2 separate regions of the Mus musculus genome follow, and region 2 is linked to region 1. A link is a contact called in ENCODE POLR2A ChIA-PET data. All regions are on one chromosome and are shown on one strand. The core of a region is the stretch at or near the end of the contact, and the rest is flanking DNA. Distances in the headings are between cores, read along the strand shown. Region 1 holds the start of Platr4 (pluripotency associated transcript 4). Region 2 holds the start of 2400006E01Rik (RIKEN cDNA 2400006E01 gene).

The links. ChIA-PET counts read pairs that join two places held with the same protein, here RNA polymerase II (POLR2A).
Region 2: POLR2A ChIA-PET joins it to region 1 with 45 read pairs in embryonic stem cell. The contact joins the promoter of 2400006E01Rik here to the promoter of Platr4 in region 1. POLR2A ChIA-PET finds 5 or more read pairs at or near these places in 4 of 5 experiments (Patski and embryonic stem cell).

The regions. Positions count from the first base shown.
Region 1 is chr3:41,491,570-41,495,714 of GRCm38, forward strand. It overlaps Platr4 (pluripotency associated transcript 4), which reads right to left and starts at 1,630. Exons shown (of 2, transcript NR_040385.1): 1 at 1,519-1,630.
Region 2 is chr3:41,526,588-41,530,462 of GRCm38, forward strand. It overlaps 2400006E01Rik (RIKEN cDNA 2400006E01 gene), which reads right to left and starts at 1,887. Exons shown (of 6, transcript NR_130791.1): 1 at 1,812-1,887.

The DNA.
Region 1 (4,145 bases), core at 380-2,879:
CTCGCCATGTACCTGCCACTGCTTCCTGAGTCCTGACGATGCAGACATATACCGCCTTGCCAGCTCACTGACAGTTATTTTATTTATTATTATTTTTGTGTGTGTGTGTGTGTGTGTGTGGAGTATTGCTCAGAGCAGATTGCAGTAGATAATCAGAGTAAAACAGTAACTATCTGTGGAAGGCAAAACTTGTAGCATGGTCATGCTTAAAGACTTAATGAGAGTTTGTGCAATAAGATATTTAGGGGTCTGGGGAGATGGCTCAGTGATTAAGTGTACTGGCTGTTCTTCCATAGGGCCCAAGTTCAATTCCAAGCACCCACATGGTGGCTCATAACCATCTGTAACTCCAGATCCCGAGGATCTGATGAACTCTTCTGGCCTTCTGGGGCACCAAGCAAGAATGTGACAAATAGACGTACATACAAAATATTCATATGCATAAGATGTATGAATTAATTTTTATAAGAAACTTAGTTATTTCTCTGAAATATTTTATTTTTTGATATTTCTCTTTTGTTTATTTTGAGACAGGGTCAGGGTCTCTTAAAGCCCAGAGTAGCCTCAAACTCTCCACGAAGTCTGCGAATGACCTTGAACTTCTGATCCTCCCACACCCATGGCTGCTGGCTAGAGCTCTTTCACCATGCCTGGTTTTGGCAACCAAAAGATTAGCTGAATCCAGGACATTCTGGCTGCTGGCCAGCACTGTACCAACCAAACTACACCCCCAGCCTTTGTTTACTTTTTTTCCCCTAATCTTCTTTAAGAGGGTTTTCAAACTGACCTCAAATTTTTCTTTTCTTTTTTCTTTTTTCCTTAGGATTTCTCCCCCCCCCTTTTTTTATATATAGTCAACTTTTTAAACAATTTATTTATTTATGTATTTGTATGCATGTGAGTACACAGTTGCCGTCTTCAGACACCCCAGAAGAGGGCACTGGATCCCATTACAGTAAGCCACCATGTGGTTGGTGGGAATTGAACTCAGGACCCCTGGAAGAGCAGTCAGTGCTCCCAACCACTAAGCCATCTCACCAGACCTCTTTAGGGTTTTCAAGATGATTTTTGTAGCTCTGGCTGACCTGGAATATATTGTGTAAACCAGGCTGGCCTCAAATTCAGAGACCACCTCCCTCTGCTTCTGCCTCTTGAGTGCTGGGATTAAAAACGGGTTCTATACACACACACACACACACACACACACAGAGAGAGAGAGAGAGAGAGAGAGAGAGAGAGAGAGAGAGCATTGATATCTAACTTTTCAAGCTCCCTCCCCCTTTCCAAATTCTAGGACCACAAACAGGCATGTGTAGCGGTACTTTGGCTAACCACGTTGCTCCCGGATGGTCACATGTGCTCGCTTCACCCCACCCTCCCCACACACACCAGTTACTTTTAATACACCTTTACTAGCCCAAAGGCTGGGCAGTTCTAATCCTTCCCGCAGCTAGCAAACAATCCCCTCTGTTACTCCCGAGTAAACATCTTTTAAAATCTCTATTTTATCTCTGCTACCTCAAACACAGCTGTGGAAGTGGCCCGTGTGGCCACTTTCCCTGATTCTCACATGTCAGCTGGCCTTTAGGTCTCCTCTTCCTTCTTCCCCATCATGGCGATCTCTTTCTCCTCCCTCTCTCCCGGCTTGCCTCCAAGTCCCGCCTCAGTCTACCTGCCCAGCCATTGGCTATTGGTTCTATATTGATCGACCAAAAGCCAATTGAGAACAAGGACCTTCAGGGTTTGGCCCTGCAGATTCCCGATTTAGGGGACTGAATTAATTCAAAGCATTAGAACCAATTCCCAACAGGCATGTGTCAAGCTATGCACACAATTTTAACATAACAACTCCAAAACTAAAATTACGGTTGGTAGTATGAAAGTGAATATATAATGAGCAATGAGAAAATTAATTATCTATGGATTATCATGTAATTTCTGAAATATTTATATCAATGCTTACCTGTAAAATATGATGTAGGGTTATCTTTATTGAGGTGGGGAACTTGCCCATTGCAGTGGCACTAGTCCTTGGGAAGGGGATTCTGGGTAGTGTAAGAGTGGAGAACGCAATCTGACCTCAATCATGTGAGCAAGCCTTCGGTGCAGTCCGCTCTTGACTGCAGATACAATGTTATCGCAAACTCCCGCCTCTGTGGCTTCTCCACACAGTTCCACACCAGAGCTGTGTGCTAGAACAAACCCTGTCTCCTCCATGTTGCTTCCGTCCGAGCATTTTATCACTGCAAGACTTAAGAAGCCATCAACTTAAAGAAAATCAAATTCTGCTTTTGTTCACAGCCCTGTGCCTCTGTGGTGCATTTTCACCATTGTTTGGTGAAATTTTTCCCTTTAAAAATAAAACCTTGCTAGACGGTGGTGGCGCACCCCTTTAATCCCAGCACTTGGGAGGCAGAGGCAGGCGGATTTCCGGGACTACACAGAGAAACTCTGTCTCGAAAAAAACATTAGATAGATAGATAGATAGATAGATAGATAGATAGATAGATAGATAGATAGATAGATAGATAGATAGATAGATTAAAAAAAAACCTTATGTGACATCAATGAGAGGAGAGGTCCTTGGTCCTGTGAAGGCTCCATGTCCCAGTGTAGGGGAATGCCAGGACAAGGAAGCTGGAGTAGGTGGGTTGGTGAGCAGTGAGGGGGGATAGAATAGGGGGTTTTCAGAGGGGAAATGAGGAAAGGGAATAACATTTTAAATGTAAATAAAGAAAATATATAATAATAAAATAAATGAAAAATAAAATAAAATAAATAAAACGTTATAAATAAATCCATTCAATCTCAGTCACCTTCTTTGAGCCCATGAAAATACACATTCAGGTCCTGTCTTACACTTCTCTTTCTTCTTGTGGAACAATTGGCCATTTCAATTTAGGAAAAAAATCATTCTCTTGCCTCTTTAACAGAAATAAATCCTGCATTCTTTGAATGATTTTTCTGTGACGTTATTTCTCTTCACCTTCATTTTTTTCTAGTGTTTTTATTTATATGTGTTGATTTTAGTTTTTCACAGTAAAATACGAAGTAGTGGAAGTTGTGAGTTGTTTGTTACAGAGCAGCCTTCTGCGGCAGGCTAGTGGATGGTAGGACCGTGTGCCATCTGACGATGTTTACAGGTACGCGCTTTTCACAGTACAGCTTTCTCATGTGGCAAAAGAATATGTTTATTAACATAGCCAACTAAAAGTATTCTCTCGGTGCCGTATGAAAATAAAAAGCTAGCACGGTGGCTCATGCTGGTAATCAGAGCATTTAAGCAGTGGAGTCTGAAGGATCAGGAGTTCAAAGTTACTATTGAGTGCACAGTGAGTTTAAGGCAAGCCTGGGTTATATAAGACTGCCTCAAAAGACTAAAGACTATGTATATAGTCTTCTTTACATATTCTCCCCTTCCCTCCCCCTCCCCCTCCCTCTCTCCTCCCCCCCCACCTCCTCCTCCTCCTCCTCCTCCTCCTCCTCCTCCTCCTCCTTCTTCTTCTTCTTCTTCTTCTTCTTCTTCTTCTTCTTCTTCTACATGTTTTTATGCTTTATTTTACTTACAAATAACCTAGCTGTTTAGTAAAAATCTATTACTTAGTGTAATGGTTTGCATATGCTTGGCCCTGGGAGTGGCACTGTTGGGAAGCGTGGAGTTGTTGGAGTAGGTGTGTCACTGTAGGCATGGGCTTTAATACCCTTGTCCTAGCTGCCTGGGAGTCAGTCTTCCACTAGCAGCCTTCAGATAAAAACGTAGAAATCTCAGCTCTGCCTGCACTGTGCTTGTCTGGATGCTGCCATGCTCCCCTCCCGCCTTGACGATAATGGACTGAACCTTGGAACCTGTAAGACAGCCCCGATTAAATTTGTCCTTTATATGAAGGACTTGCCTTGGCCATGATGTCTGTTCACAGCAATGAAACCCTAACTAAGAAGTTTAGTATAATTCTGAGGCTACAAGTTACCAACAAGATTTTGGAAACTTCCAGGAAGTTATCTCATTAACCTTGATTAATCATCATGTCATGCCATCTGATGATGCTATGTATTAATTGTCTTATCACATATACAGACAAATATACTCGAAACAAAAACCTAAATGAGCTAAATACCTGAGAGTTGTTCTCACCGCTATGATTGCC
Region 2 (3,875 bases), core at 637-3,136, 35 kb after region 1:
TACTGACTTATTGACTTATTTATTTATACTTTGAGATAGGGACTCCTATAGCCAAAGCAAGTCTCAAACTCACTGGGTAGATTCAGGTGACCTTGAACTTCTGATCCTCCTGCCTCTACCTCCTGAGTCTTAAGATTACACATATCATTTATCACAGGGCCTGGAGTATGCAGTGCTGAGGATCAAACCCAAGTCCTGTGTGTGCTAAGCAAGCACTTTACCAAGTGATCTAAATCCATGGCCCGTGTCTAAGAATTTTTAGAAATTCAATTTAAATTCATTTGTATAAATGAAAATGAAAGCAGATGCTAAGGAAATAATATGTACTGATTCAAAAAAAAGTTTCAGTGGTGAATTTTGATAAATAAAACTGTTTTGATCAGAATTATACTTTGATTTACATATTTGAAGCACGTTTTAGCAGAATTTCAAAACTACTAGCCACGAGGCACATCTCCTCACAAGAACATAAACCATTCTGATGCTCTTTCACAAGGAGCTGATGGCTATCCTCAGAACACCCAAGAAGCATTTGGGCATAAAGGCAAAGGTCTACATGAAGTTCCTGGTGTGTCCAAAGTGCCAACTTGGTATTTCCTCAGTCTGGGCATCTTATTAAAAAAATGTACCATATGCCGGGCGTGATGACACACGCCTTTAATCCCAGCACTCGGGAGTCAGAGGCAGGCGGATTTCTGAGTTCAAGGCCTGAGTTCAAGGCCTGGTCTACAAAGTGAGTTCCAGGACAGCCAGGGCTACACAGAGAAACCCTGTCTCGGAAAAACAAAAACAAAGAAAAGAAAGAAAATCCAATAAGCTGAGTTGGATCCCTAAAGCTCATACAAAGATGTGACGAGAGAACTAACTTTACAAAGTTGCCCTCTGACCTCCACATGAACATTCCTCCCCCCAAACCAAATATGATGTACACATTTTTAAATATGTACGTAATTTTAAAAAAATTGGGGGCTGCAACGGATGGCTCAGCGGTTAAGAGCACTTGCTGCTCTTGCAGGGTTGGCTCCGGGTTTGTTTCCCAGCATGTGTATTGGGCAGTTACAGCTGCAGAGCATCAGCTGGGATCTACACACACACACACACACACACACACACACACACACACACACACACACACAAACTTTTTAAAATGGAGTCTGAACACAGTATGCTTCGGTGCTGGGATCTACACACACACACACACACACACACACACACACACACACACACACAAACTTTTTAAAATGGAGTCTGAACACAGTATGCTTCGGTGCCCAGTGCAGACAACACAGATCATTACATGAACATCTCAGTGATAGGGGTAGGATTCTGAGTTAGTAGGACCGCTCCTGAGGCTCACAAAGCGATAGAGATTAGCGCCATTGCTTTTGGTTGGTACGTTAGCTACTTTTTTGTTGTGGGAAATATTAAAAAATGAATTAACTCTCTGCGGGGCCAGGCCCCGCTCCCTCGCTCCTGCCAATCACAACTCTCTGGAGCCCCTGCGCCAGGTGATCTCACTCACTCTGTCTCTCTGCCCGCCAACTCGCCAGCCCTGCTAGGCCACATGGCTCCACCAGGCCATCTCTCGGACGGCGGGGGGGGGGGGGTCCCCTGAGTTCTTTTAGCTTTCATGCAACTCCCTGCGCACCCCTGGTTAGCCATTTCAACACCTAATTACCCCGTAGAATCAAGACTCTTACTGCTTAATTAGCCAATCAGATTTATGTATCAATAATAACACAATTTACAAGATGACAATACAATAATTTCAGAGTCGGATAATGCTAAAGCTTTAACACAATTATTCTAACCTTTGATAACACCACGTCAGCCTCCATTTTGGTTCTCCCTCTTCTCCTCAGATCTCTCTCTCTCTCTGTCTGTCTCCTTAACTCCTCCCTCTGCCTCCCTTCTCCTGTCCAATCACAAGCCTCCCACTGCCCTAATATGATTGGACAGGAAAATCCTGCAACATTTTTCTATTCCTGTGATAAAAAAAAAAAAAAAGACCAAAGCAACTTAAAGCAGGAAGGGTTTATTTGAGCTTATGGTTCCAGAGGGATAAGAGTTCATTACTTTCATGGTGGAGAGCTATGGCAACATGCAGGTTGCTGCAACAAGAAGCTTGAGACCCAAGCATGAAGCATGAAAAAAATAGGAAGTTCCATGAGCCTTTAAATTCTGAAAGCATGCCTCAAGTTTCCTACTTCCCCCAACAAGGCCATACTTCCTAAATCTCCCAAAACAGCACCACTAACTGAGGGTCAAGTGTTCAAATCCATGAGGCTATGAGGGATACTCTCATTCAAATCAGGACAGTTCCCACCAGAAGTACATGGTACAATAGTAGCAGGAAAGTTAAGGAGTTTTATCAACTGCCATCTGATTAGATCTGAGGACTGTTCCACAGGAAGGAATTCATGCCTGATACTGAAAACATGCCCAAGAGTTCCCCAGCTTGGGACGTCATAAAAGAGGCTCAGCCCAGTCTAGCACACCAATTTCAGGGCTTCCCCAGTCTGCTTCTGCTAAGTGATTGCAAGCTTCCAACTGGATGATGCTATCTATCTACGGTTATTTATTCTTATACTTTTGCTTGCTATACTTAATAAGCACACTCATTCAAAACTAATTGCACGGCTATCATAGATTGCTCTCTGGACTGTACAGAACAACATGTGACCATGAGTCTATCTGTAGGAAAGCTAGAACAAGGACATCCATGGGAACAGTCAGTTGGTAAATAGCTGTGAGGGGTAGTTTTGCCTGTAGATGTTCCTCTTACTGCCCACGGCCTTCTTCTTTTCTCTATCTACTGCTCTTCTTGTCGTTCTGACAAAAACAGCTCAAGGAAGGAAGTTCCATTGACTTATGGTAGAAGAGAAAACACAATGCATCATGGTAGGGAAAACGCCATAGCAAGAGCACGCAGCTGGTCACATTGCATCCACAGCCGGAAGCAGGGAGAAATGAATGCCACTCAGTTCTTTCTATTCAGTCCTGGTCCTCAGCCAGGGCAGGTGCAATTCCTCCCCAGTTCTCTGGAAAGTGGTAGCCTACGTAAGTCTAAACCATTACAATCACGATTAATCACCCCTCTATTTGAAGACGTCTTAGGACATACACAGACTAGGGACTGTGTCAAAGAAAGTACAAGGCACAATATTATTGGCCATCTCTAAATGCTAGGCATGGATACCCAAAATACCGCTACACCTTTTTACCTATTGTCTTTGATCCAAAAATGAAAGAAAGGGTACAAAAACACATGGCATCTGCTTAGTGTGGTGTCAAATGCAGAAATGGGTGGGTCTCTAATTTATCTACATAGTGAGTTCCAGGACTGCCAGAGCTATGTAGAGAGATCCTGTCTCAGAAACAAACGGAACGCACAAAGCACAAAGCATATGTAGCTGATGTTGCTTCTCTTAGAAAGCAACCTGCAGAATTAATCCCAGGGCTGAGAAGAAAGGCAACAGGCCGCAGCTCCAGGAACGCAGCTCCAAGTAAAGGAAGGGTCTGGGACTCCAGAGAGCAGAAGAAAGGTTCAGGTAAAAGGGTAAATGAAGTCCTTTCTCAGGGCCCATCCAGGCAGAAGCAAACACCTCCATACTCAGGGGCCCTTCCCAGCAGCAAATCATCTCTGAGGAGTTAATTGATCAGTATCTCCGGGAAACACTTTCTCAGCAGGCTGAAGCTTCAAATGCTGGAGTCACATACAATGCTGGCCTCAAGCAAGACAAAGGCAAAAGGATGCCACCCCAGTCCTCAAAGAGCTCATTGTCCAGTGGGAGCACTGAATAAACAAGAAGACACTGTACTTTCAGATAACTGCTGTGATAAGTGGGGCTTTGGGAGCACACGAAAGGCCAAGG